Linked DNA regions of Homo sapiens: region 1 is linked to region 2. Evidence: chromatin contacts called from ENCODE Hi-C or POLR2A ChIA-PET data. All regions are on one chromosome and are shown on one strand. Each heading gives the region's core, a stretch centred on a gene start or an enhancer-like site at or near the end of the contact. The rest is flanking DNA. Distances are from core to core; before and after follow the strand shown.

What was found. Hi-C counts contacts between places; a loop is a spot of excess contacts on that map. ChIA-PET counts read pairs that join two places held with the same protein, here RNA polymerase II (POLR2A). Pooled maps may share reads with other maps.
Region 1: a pooled map shows a loop between it and region 2 (3-fold over the local background). The contact joins the enhancer-like site here to the promoter of UFSP1 in region 2. A Hi-C loop is called at or near these places in 1 of 50 pooled maps. POLR2A ChIA-PET finds 5 or more read pairs at or near these places in 3 of 52 experiments (GM12878, OCI-LY7 and WTC11).

The regions. Positions count from the first base shown.
Region 1 is chr7:100,514,267-100,519,399 of GRCh38, forward strand. LOC107986829 (a long non-coding RNA gene) reads left to right here. Exons shown (of 4, transcript XR_001745301.2): 3 at 2,327-2,490. Among named protein-coding and RNA genes, the nearest start is that of AGFG2, 22 kb to the right of the region's middle. Within about 2 kb of position 2,141, at least 8 of the 41 ENCODE cell types and tissues checked have a DNase peak (open chromatin) inside an H3K27ac peak, as active enhancers do; they include GM12878 and OCI-LY7, where a contact is called at or near this core.
Region 2 is chr7:100,886,628-100,892,157 of GRCh38, forward strand. UFSP1 (UFM1 specific peptidase 1) reads right to left here and starts at 3,088. Exons shown (of 1, transcript NM_001430944.2): 1 at 2,094-3,088. The coding sequence starts at 2,872. The coding sequence ends at 2,216. It overlaps SRRT (serrate, RNA effector molecule), which reads left to right. Exons shown (of 20, transcript NM_015908.6): 14 at 168-341; 15 at 420-573; 16 at 693-886; 17 at 1,076-1,232; 18 at 1,415-1,516; 19 at 1,630-1,756; 20 at 1,847-2,037. The coding sequence ends at 1,922. ACHE (acetylcholinesterase (Yt blood group)) reads right to left here. Exons shown (of 5, transcript NM_000665.5): 4 at 4,542-4,711; 5 at 3,367-3,708. The coding sequence ends at 3,587. RefSeq lists silencers at 3,112-3,161, 4,253-4,410, 4,482-4,531 and enhancers at 3,581-4,314, 4,032-4,091, 4,315-5,047, 5,328-5,530.

The DNA.
Region 1 (5,133 bases), core at 891-3,390, 370 kb before region 2:
ATTTTTTATTTCTTTGTAGAGTCGAGATCTTGTTATGTTGCCTAGGCTGGTCTTGAACTGCTGGCCTCTGGCGATCCTCCCACCTTGGCATCTAAAAGTGCTGGGTACTTTGGGACATGAGCCACTGTACCTTACCAAAAAACACATTTACTACTATCAGCCAGTGATTGGAAAAGACTAAAAATTAGATCTCTAAAGTGAATATTGACTACATTCTACTTATGTTGAGTGGTGGGTTTACCAGTGTTTTTTTGTTTGTTTATTTATTTATTTATTTATTTATTTATTTATTTATTTATTGAGACAGAGTCTTACCTTGTCACCCAGGCTGGAGTGCAGTGGCGCGATCTCAGCTACTGCAACCTCCGCTTCCCAGGTTCAAGCGATTCTCCTGCCTCAGACTCCTGAGTAGCTGGGATTACAGACTCGTGCCACCACACCCGGCTAATTTTTGTATTTTCAGTAGAGACATGGTTTCACCATGTTGGCCAGGCTGGTCTCGAACTCCTGACCTCAAGTGATCTACCCACCTCAGCCTCCCAAAGTGCTGGGATTACTGGCGTGAGACACTGCATCCAGCCCAGTGTTCATTTATTTTTACGCATCATAATCAACAGGTATAATACAGAGTTATTTGTATATTTTAAAATACATTATAAAATTTACCTGCCAAATATTTTATAATACAAAAAGATACTGTAAATTGACAAATCACAGTATTTGCTAAGTTCACAACTGTGCTGGCTTTCTGTAGTTAACATTAAGATTTTGATTATCAAAGACTGAAATCCTGGAGGTTGGAAGAGCAATATCTTGAGGGCATGGGGCTTCCCAGTCCCCTGGGCCCCTCCAAGTAATTTCTCCTGTATTCATGATTGCCAAGCAAATGTGATGAGTCACTTCCTAATGAGGAACATCTGATCACAGGAATTTGGAAATATCATGCAACCATGGATGGTGTGCAAAATCCAAGCAGGGAAAAAAGGAATTAGAGGCTAATTTTCTAGGGAGTTGTTACAGCAGCAACTATGTGGACTCGAATCCTGTGGGGTTGTAATCAAGGAAGACAGACCAAATCAAGGATAGAACATTCATTTCCTTCCTGCCTCTTCCCTCCCTTCATTTCTCTTTGTCTCTCTCCCTCTCTCCACCCCATCCCCTCATTTCCCTTCTCCTGCACGTGGCCTGGTTGATCATACTTTTTTTTTTTTTTTTTTGAGACAGAATCTCACCCTGTCACCCTGCCTAGAATGCAGTGGAATAATCTCAGCTCATTGCAACCTCTACCTCCTGGATTCAAGCGATTCTCCTGCCTCAGCCTACCAAGTAGCTGAGATTACCGACGCGTGCCACCACGCCCGGCTAATTTTTATATTTTTAGTAGAGACAGGGTTTTGCCATGTTGACCAGGCTGGTCTCGAACTCCTGACCTCAAGTGATCTGCCCGCCTTGGCCTCCCAAAGTGCTGCAATTATAGACATAAGCCACCATGTCCTGCCGATACTGGTTGTTGAAATACTGAAAAGCTTTCCTAGCAGTTGGTAAATTACTGCCAACAGCCTCCTGAGTTCCCCACCCCATCCACCTGCCTCCAGGCCCCCAGACCTCCCTCTTCTTATTTTTATTTTTTATTTTTTGAGACGGAGTTTTGCTCTGTCATCCAAGCTGGAGTGCAGTGGCACGATCTTGGCTCACTGCAACCTCTGCTTCCTGGGTACAAGCAATTCTCCTGCCTCAGCCTTCTGAGTTGCTGGGATTACAGGTGCACACCACCACGCCTGGCTAGCTTTTTTAGTAGAGATGGAGTTTCACCATGTTGGCCAGGCTGGTCTTGAACTCCTGACCTCAAGTGATCAGCCCACCTCAGCCTCCCAAAGTGCTGTGATTACAAGCATGAGCCACCGTGCTGGCCAGACCTCCCTCTCTTTCAGCAACTAAAGAGTTAATCCCCAGCATAGCTGTTGATCTCCAGGAACAGGACTTAGTGCTAAAATCAGTGTCTGTTCTAAATGGCTGCCGGCCATGTGGTAACCAGCTGTGAAATATTTTGAATATCACCCCTGGCTGTGGCCACAAAAAGGCAAAAGCCAAGTAGGTGTGGTAAATTTGCTGCAAGAAATGGCCTAACATACTGAGTTGAGGTTTTGGCTTCTGTTTGAAGTAGTGGCAGGAACAGAGCAGATGGGCGGGCCTGGGTTCAGCTTGGTTTGTAAAACAAGATAATTCCTTAGCTTAATGAACAAAGATCTAAGTCAAGTCAACACACTACATAGTCACAGTCCTTCTAGCCTTAACCATCCCTTCTCTCTTTTTTTTTTTTTCGTAGAGATGGGATCTCACTCTGCTGCCCAGGCTGGTCTCCTCCTGCCTTGGCCTCCCAAAGTGTTGGAATTACAAGTGTGAGCCACTGTGCCTGGCCCTGAATAAGTTTCTTGACCCAGAGTTCCTGAAGAGGAGGATGGGAACCTTGGAGGCTGTTTCTCCAGGCTGGTTAGTACCAAAGATGGACAGGACTTGAAAAATAATGGAGGATTACCTTGGGCTTAATTACGTGGGTACTTGATATGCTGTCTTCAATTTAGAGAAAGGGTCTCACTCTGTTGCCCACAGTGGAGTACAGAGGCACAACCACAGCTCATCACAGCCTCAAACCCACAGGCACGGATGGACACAGTGGCTCATGCCTGTAATCCCAGCACTTTGGGAGGCCAAAGTGGGTGGACCACCTGAGGTCAACAGTTTGAGACCAGCCTGACCAACATGGTTAAACCCCGTCTCTACTAAAAAAAAAAAAATACAAAAATTAGGGCGTGGTGGCGGGCACCTGTATTCCCAGCTACTCGGGAGGCTGAGGCGGGAGAATTGCTTGAACCCAGGAGGCAGAGGTTGCAGTGAGCCGAGATCACGCCATTGCACTCCAGCCTAGGTAACAGAGAGACTCCGTCTCAAAACAAATCAAAACAAACAAAAAAACCCAAACAAACAAATAAAAAACTGCAGGCACATGCCACTGCACCTGGCTAAATTTTTTTTTAATTTTTTTAATTTTTTTTTTTAAAGAGATGGCATTTCACTATGTGGCCCAGACTGGTCTCCCAACTCCTAGCACCAAGCAATTCTCCCTCCTTAGCCTCCCAAAGTGCTGGGATTATAGGCATGAACCATTGCACCTGGCCTCTGTTTCTCTTTACCCATCCCAGCTATTTATCTTTACCTGGAAGGGGTAGCAGTATCCTTTCACAGGGACCTAGTCCACTTTACCTAGGGACCAGCCATCTAGGTTTACCTGAAACTGTTATTCGGGCACTGAAAGTTCTGCATCCTAGGAAGCCCCCAGGTCCCTGGCAAACTGGGATGGTTGATCACACTAACTGACTCCTCTGTAGGATGTCATCCTGATCGTCATTGACAATATCATGCTGATTTGCCTTGGACTTGAAGTATCAAAGATCCCCCAGGTCTTGCTGAGACGTGGATGTAATGGGGTTGTGAGATATAACTGGCAGAAATGCAAGGACCTGTCACATCAGTAGAGCTTAGAAAATCATTAGTAATGAATAGTAAGTTGTAATGAATATTCATTAGTAATGAATAATAATTAGCAATGAATATTCCTTAGTAATATAAGATCTCCTTCAAAATGTGGGGGATGGGAGGGCAGAGAATGAAGGACAAATTGCTGCATTTTATTTATTTTATTTTTTGAGACAGGGTCTTGCTCTGTCACCCAAGCTGGAGTGCAGTGGCATGATCATGGCCCACTGCTGCCTCAACCTCCAGGGCTCAAGTGATCCTCCCACCTCAGCCTCCCACCTCAGCCTGTGGAGTACCTGGGACCACAGGTACACACCACCACACCCAGCTAATTTTTATTTCTTTTTAAAAATTATTATTATTTTTGTTTGTTTGTTTGAGACAAAGTCTCGCTCTGTCATCCCGGCTGGAGTGCAGTGGCGCGATCTCGGCTCACTGCAAGCTCCACTTCCTGGGTTCACGCCATTCTCCTGCCTCAGCCTCCCGAGTTGCTGGGACTATAGGCACCCGCCACCACACCCAGCTAATTTTTTTGTATTTTTAGTAGAGACAGGGTTTCACCGTGTTAGTCAGGATGGTCTCGATCTCCTGACCTCATGATCCACCTGCCTCAGCCTCCCAAAGTGCTGGGATTACAGGTGTGAGCCACCACGCCTGGCCTTAAAAATTATTTATTAATTTTTAAATTTTTTTTCTTTCCAATCATTTGTCACAGTCATATTATTTTTAAATTATTTGTAGAGATGTGGGTCTCCCTATGTTGCCCATGCTGGTCTTGGACACCGGAGCTCAAGTGATCCTGTCTTGGCCTACCAAAGGGCTGGAATTACAGGAATGAGCCACTGCATCAGGCCAACTTGCTACATTTTATACTTTCAACTAATAAGGAATTCTGGAAGCAGCATCTACCTCTATTTTAGCAGGGCTTTTTTCACTGCAAGAAACAAAAAAGTTCACTCAACAAAGCTCAAGTAAGAGAAAGAGATAGATAAGGGAGACCTGATCTCTTAGAACTAAGCCATAGTGGAATCAGAATTCATGTAGGTTGAAACCCAAGGAAGTTCTGAGTCCAGGAAAAACTCTAGGTGCTTCACAATAGGAATTGGCGAATGGGCCAGACACGGTGGCTCACACCTGTAATCCCAACACTTTGGGAGGCTGAGGCGGGCAGATCACAAGGTCAGGAGATGGATACCATCCTGGCTAACACGGTGAAACCCCGTCTCTACTAAAAATACAAAAAAATTAGCTGGGTGTGGTGGCACACGCCTATAGTCCCAACTACTAGGGAGGCTAAGGCAGGAGAATCGCTTGAACCTGGGAGGCAGAGGTTGCAGTGAGACGAGATTGTGCCACTGCTCTCCAGCCTGGGCGACAGAGCGAGACTCCATCTCAAAAAAAAAAAAAAAGGAATTGGTGAATGTTCCCTCTCCCTCCAAGTGTCAATGTGATTTAGCCACCACCTACCACTTGTTAGTGTTTGTCTCCTTCTACCCGGTTCCACATTTCTCACCTAAAAGGCCCAAGAAAGAAAATCTGATTAATTTATCTTTTCATATTTATTTATTTTTTAAGATGGAGTTTCGCTCTTGTTGCCCA
Region 2 (5,530 bases), core at 1,838-4,337:
CTGGGGTGGAACAAAAGCTAAAATAAAGACAAATCTCAAGGGGGCAAAAGGTGCCATTTATGTCCGGTGAACTCCTGTCCCCTCGCTGCTCTTTCACTTGTGGAAAGTCTCAGGTTACCTCCTCTGAAGGTCTTCTCTGCCTTACTTGCTTCTCTTCCTCCCATCAGAGCCTGCCCTCGCAAAACCCGATCTTGAAGAATATCACCGACTACCTGATCGAGGAAGTAAGCGCCGAGGAGGAGGAGCTGCTGGGGAGCAGCGGGGGCGCTCCTCCTGAGGAGCCTCCTAAGGAAGGGAACCCGGCAGAGATCAACGTGGAGCGGGATGAGAAGTTGATTAAGGTGCCAGTGGCAGCGCGGGGCACGTGGGGGCTCGGGCGGTGAGGGCAGGAGCTGAACGCTCGCATTCACTTCCCTTAGGTCTTGGACAAGCTCCTCCTTTACCTGCGCATCGTGCATTCCTTGGATTATTACAACACCTGTGAGTACCCCAACGAGGACGAGATGCCCAATCGCTGTGGGATCATCCACGTTCGGGGGCCCATGCCACCCAACCGCATCAGTCACGGGGAAGGTGAGCTCCAGGTTCCCCTTTGTTCCCGGCTGCCCCTGGCCTTGGTCCTCCAGCCCCTTGCCACCATCCTTCCTTCTGGCTCCCTTGCCAACCTTCCTTCCTCTGTTCCCAAACCACAGTGCTGGAGTGGCAGAAGACTTTTGAGGAGAAGCTCACGCCGTTGCTGAGTGTGCGGGAGTCACTCTCAGAGGAAGAGGCCCAGAAGATGGGGCGCAAAGACCCAGAGCAGGAAGTGGAGAAGTTCGTCACCTCCAACACGCAGGAACTGGGCAAGGATAAGTGGCTGTGTCCTCTCAGTGGCAAGAAATTCAAGGTGTGGGATGTTGGAGAATGGCCGTGCTACGGTGGTGGGAGGTGGGGTTGAGACAGGAAGCCCCCTGGGCAGGGGTGGGGGAACTGCTTACTGCACTGGCAGGCGGGAGCTGGGAATCCTTCCAGCTCGGGCCTGGGAGCGAGGCAACCCTTATGTGGCTGTCCTGACCCCTCTCCTCTCTCCACCCAGGGTCCTGAGTTTGTGCGCAAACATATCTTCAACAAGCATGCAGAGAAAATTGAGGAAGTGAAAAAGGAAGTCGCGTTTTTTAACAACTTCCTCACTGATGCTAAGCGCCCAGCTCTGCCTGAGATCAAGCCAGCCCAGCCACCTGGCCCCGCCCAGAGTAAGATACGATCCATGAAGGTCGCATGTGCCCTCTTCCTTGACTACCCAGGGACTCCTGTTTCTCTTTAACGTGTCACCCCGAGAAGTTTCTGCCCCATCCTCAGGCCATAGCCCTAGAAGTCAATTGTACCCGTATCCCCCTCCCCGCCCCCGCAGTAATTCATGTCCCTGTCCGTGTTGTACTCCCCCCAGGTTTGACCCCAGGACTCCCCTACCCACACCAGACTCCCCAGGGCCTGATGCCCTATGGTCAGCCCCGGCCCCCGATCTTGGGCTATGGAGGTAAGTACAGGAGGGAGATGAAGGGGCTTGGTGAGTGTGTGGCTTTGGGAGAAGAAAACAGAGGATGGAATTGAGGACATAGTTTTGCAACTCAACACTGATCTCTGTCATAGCTGGTGCTGTCCGCCCTGCAGTCCCCACAGGAGGCCCTCCATACCCCCATGCCCCGTATGGTGCTGGTCGAGGGAACTATGATGCCTTCCGAGGCCAGGGAGGTTATCCTGGGAAACCTCGCAACAGGTGAGGAGGGCAGACGCCCAAGCTTTGTTGCCGCCTGCAGACTCCCTTTTGGGAGCCCTCAGCTCTCATCCTGTACCTCTCACCTCACAGGATGGTTCGTGGAGACCCAAGGGCCATTGTGGAATATCGGGACCTGGATGCCCCAGACGATGTTGATTTCTTTTGAGCCGTCCCCCGTTCCTCAGTCCTGTATCATCCATACTTGTACTACCTTGTCCTATGAAGCTCTGAGAATTTTTTGTACGATCAGCCTTACTGCTAATAAAAGCACTTCCACAGGGCTCCTGACTCTCGTGTGTTACATAACTCCTCCATCCTTCCAGAGTAACTCCTGAGGTGTTGCTCAGCCCTGCCACTTTTATTATTGATGTCAAAAGCGCCAGGCTTTGCAGGGACACCAGTGGGAGGTACATAGGTGCGTGTCTGGGACCCGAGAATCTCAGTTCTGTAACTTCGTCCTCAGTCCAAGGTGCGCTGCTGCTGTTGGGAGCTAAGGCTGGTCAAGCACAGGTTGTAGAAGGAGTTGGGGTCAAAGGCTGCACTCACCTCTTGCCAGCCCACCCACCCAGCAGCCTGTAGTTCACTGGGGCTTTTTGGAGTGCCCCAGTAGTGAGGGTCCAATACCAGGACATAGGCTTCCGTGCCTGACCCTACGCAGACTCCCAGCAAGGCCTTGGACCTGGCATCTGCGTCCCCCCCAACCATGACTGGGCCCCCACCCCCTGCGAAGTGCGAGTAAAGCCTCTCCAGCTCCCCGTGCAGCCCCACTCCCCGGGGTACGTGGCAGAGGCGTCCCTGGGGCCCTCCGAAGTGAGCGAGGCAGAGGCTGGCCTCCACGCAGCCGATCCAGTCCCGGGAGCCCCGGAAGCCGGGGGGCTTGTCGCCCATGTCCTCCAGGGCCGCCTGTACGGCGGCCAGTCCAGGTACGCCCGCGGGCTGGCCCTCTGGCCACGAGCACAGCGTCTGCAGAGTGCGGTAGCCGCAGCCCCAGCCGCGGTCGTCCAGGCCGTCGCAGCCGTAGTGGTAGTAGAGGTAGTGGCCCGAGAGCAGCGCCAGGCGGACAGGGCCGCGGCTCGGCGGGGACAGGCCCACGTGGACGTCCCTCAGCGGCTCCAGGGCGGTGGGCGGGAGCGGAGGTCCCAGGCCAGGCACAGCGTCCTCCTAGCGGCGCGGAGCGACCTCAGGCTCCAACACTTCCTTTCGGCTCCGGGTCTTGGGCCAGCTGCCGCAGGACCGGCGCGCAGACTGGGGACGCGCTCCCCGGGCCTCGTTGATCACCGCAGGCCGCAATAGGCAGCCACCGACCGGCACCGACCGAGGAGCTCCCACAATGCTCCGCCGCGCCCCGCCCCGCCCCGCCCCTCCCCTCCCCTCCCCTCCCCTCCCCTCCCCTCTCCTCCCCTCCGCCGTGCCAGCTAGCCTGCCTGCGGGCCTCATTACGCAGGCGCGAGCTCCGCCCGGCAGGGCAGGGCTAGGGGTTGGCCTTTGCCTTGCGCCCGCCTCGGAGCTCGCCTGTTTCTTGCCCTCCAGCCCCGCTCCTGCATAGACTCGGCCCCCGTGATTCCGGCGTTCTGCCTCTACCCCTGGCTCCCTAGTCGCGCACACTCCCGTGGCTGTAACAGTTTATTGGCAGCCCAGAGGGGCGAAGGCACCGCGGGGGAGGGAGCTCAGCCTGAGACATGCAGAGGACCGGGAGCCCCGGGGGACGTCGGGGTGGGGTGGGGATGGGCAGAGTCTGGGGCTCGTCTGTGTTATAGCCCAGCCCTGAAATAAATAGTATATACAGCTAGGGGGCCGGGCGGAGCGGAGGACATGGGGGTCCCGCCGGGGTCACAGGTCTGAGCAGCGATCCTGCTTGCTGTAGTGGTCGAACTGGTTCTTCCAGTGCACCATGTAGGAGCTCCAGCGGTGGAACTCGGCCTTCCACTGGCGCTCCGCCTCGTCGAGCGTGTCTGCGGCCAGGGCGCCCAGCGAGGCGGGAGGGGAGGACGGCACGAGGAAGGTCGGGGATCGGACATTTGGGCGGGTTGAAGGGGGGGTATGAGTGCAGGGAGGACGCACGGAGAAATGCAGGCGACCACGTGGGACGGTGGCAAGAGGATCAGGAGAATGTGCGAAAGACGAGAGGGAGGATGAGGGCAGAGGCGGGGCCGGAGAAGGACAGCAGGAAGGAGAGAGGAGGAGAAAAGAATGACCGGAAGACGGGAACAGAGGGGACAGGAGGGGGAGGTTGGGGGAAAAAGAAGAGACAGAAATGGTTGACCGTTATAGCCCCAATGGGGGGTGCTACCCCGTCCGGGGCCTCCCACTTCCCCCCAATGTCAGGCTCAGGTTCCAAAAGATAATTTTATAAAAGAATACTGGCTTTTCCATTTCCATTCAAACAACAAAGGCGTGGGGGTCCCTGAGAAGGGTGGGAGGCACGGCCCCCTCCTCCTGCCCTGTCCAGTGTGAGTCTCTCGGTTTGAGGAGGAAGGGAGCACTAGGTCTGAGATCCCTGAGTGGGGCCCTTCCCCACGGTCCGACCACTCATTAGAGGAGGGGCCCCTGTGGCCGTAGGGGAAGAGGCCGTGTTCACAGCCGCCGGAGGTGGGAGAGGAAGAGGAGGAGAAGCTGGTGGAGGAGGAGGAGGGGCAGGGGGAGGCCGGGCCTCGGAGCAGCCTCCCCATGGGTGAAGCCTGGGCAGGTGCTGGGAGCCTCCGAGGCTAGGGGGAGAAGAGAGGGGTTACACCTGGCGGGCTCCCACTCCCCTCCTCCCAGCCGCTGCCCGCTGGCCCCTGCATACCGGTGGCGCTGAGCAATTTGGGGAGGAAGCGGTTCCAGAAGGCGCAGGCCTGGGCGCGCAGCCCCCGCCGCACCTCCAGCGGCCGCAGGTCCAGACTAACGTACTGCTGAGCCCCCGCCGTGTACGGGGGCCATTGTGGGGCCTTGGGGTCTCGGGGCTCATTGGGATCCCTGCGGAAGGAAGGGAAGGCTCAGTCCAGACGGGCAGTGGGAGGAGGTGGCCCCCAACTCCACGGGATCCCGGACTCTTCAGCTCAGCGGAGAGCCCCAGAGAACCCGTCCCCTCCCTCCCACCACTTTCTCCAATGTGCGCGGTCATTGGGGTCTTCCCTTCCTCAAGCGCTCCGTCTCCTTCCGTTTCCCTCAGCTTTTCTGTTCCATCTTTGTTTCTCTCACTAAAAAAATGGCTAGGATGTCTTGAGACTTTCCTAAATAACCAGGACGGGTCCTATGTCTACAAACATCACATTTTTTAACAACACCCATCCAATGCTAGATTTCATTGTCCTCTTCTCGATCCAGGTAAACTGGTGTGTGTGTGAGAGAATGTGTCACTGCTAGTGAATCATCACTGGTTTGACTTAATCCAGCTCCAACTCCTTTGTCTTGGTCTCCCTTTTTTTTTTTTTTTTTTTTTTCCAGAGATAGGGCCACTCAGGCTGGAGTGCAGTGGTGCCATCATAGCTCACTGCAGCCTCAACCTCCCAGGCTCAAGCAATCCTCCTGCCTCACCTTCCCAAGTAGCTGGGACTAGAGGCACGAGCCACCGTGCCTGGCTAAGTTTTGTATTTTTTTTCTTTTTAAGAGTCGGGGTCTTGTTATGTTGTCCAGTCTGGTCTCAAACTCCTGGCCTCAGGGGATCCTCCCACCTTGGCCTCCCAAAGGGCTGGAATTACAGGGGTGAGCCACTGTGCCCCGCCCCCTCCATGTCTACCTCGTCTCCTCCTCACTTTCCTTTGCCTCTGTCTCTGCAAGACCCCCTCTGCCTTC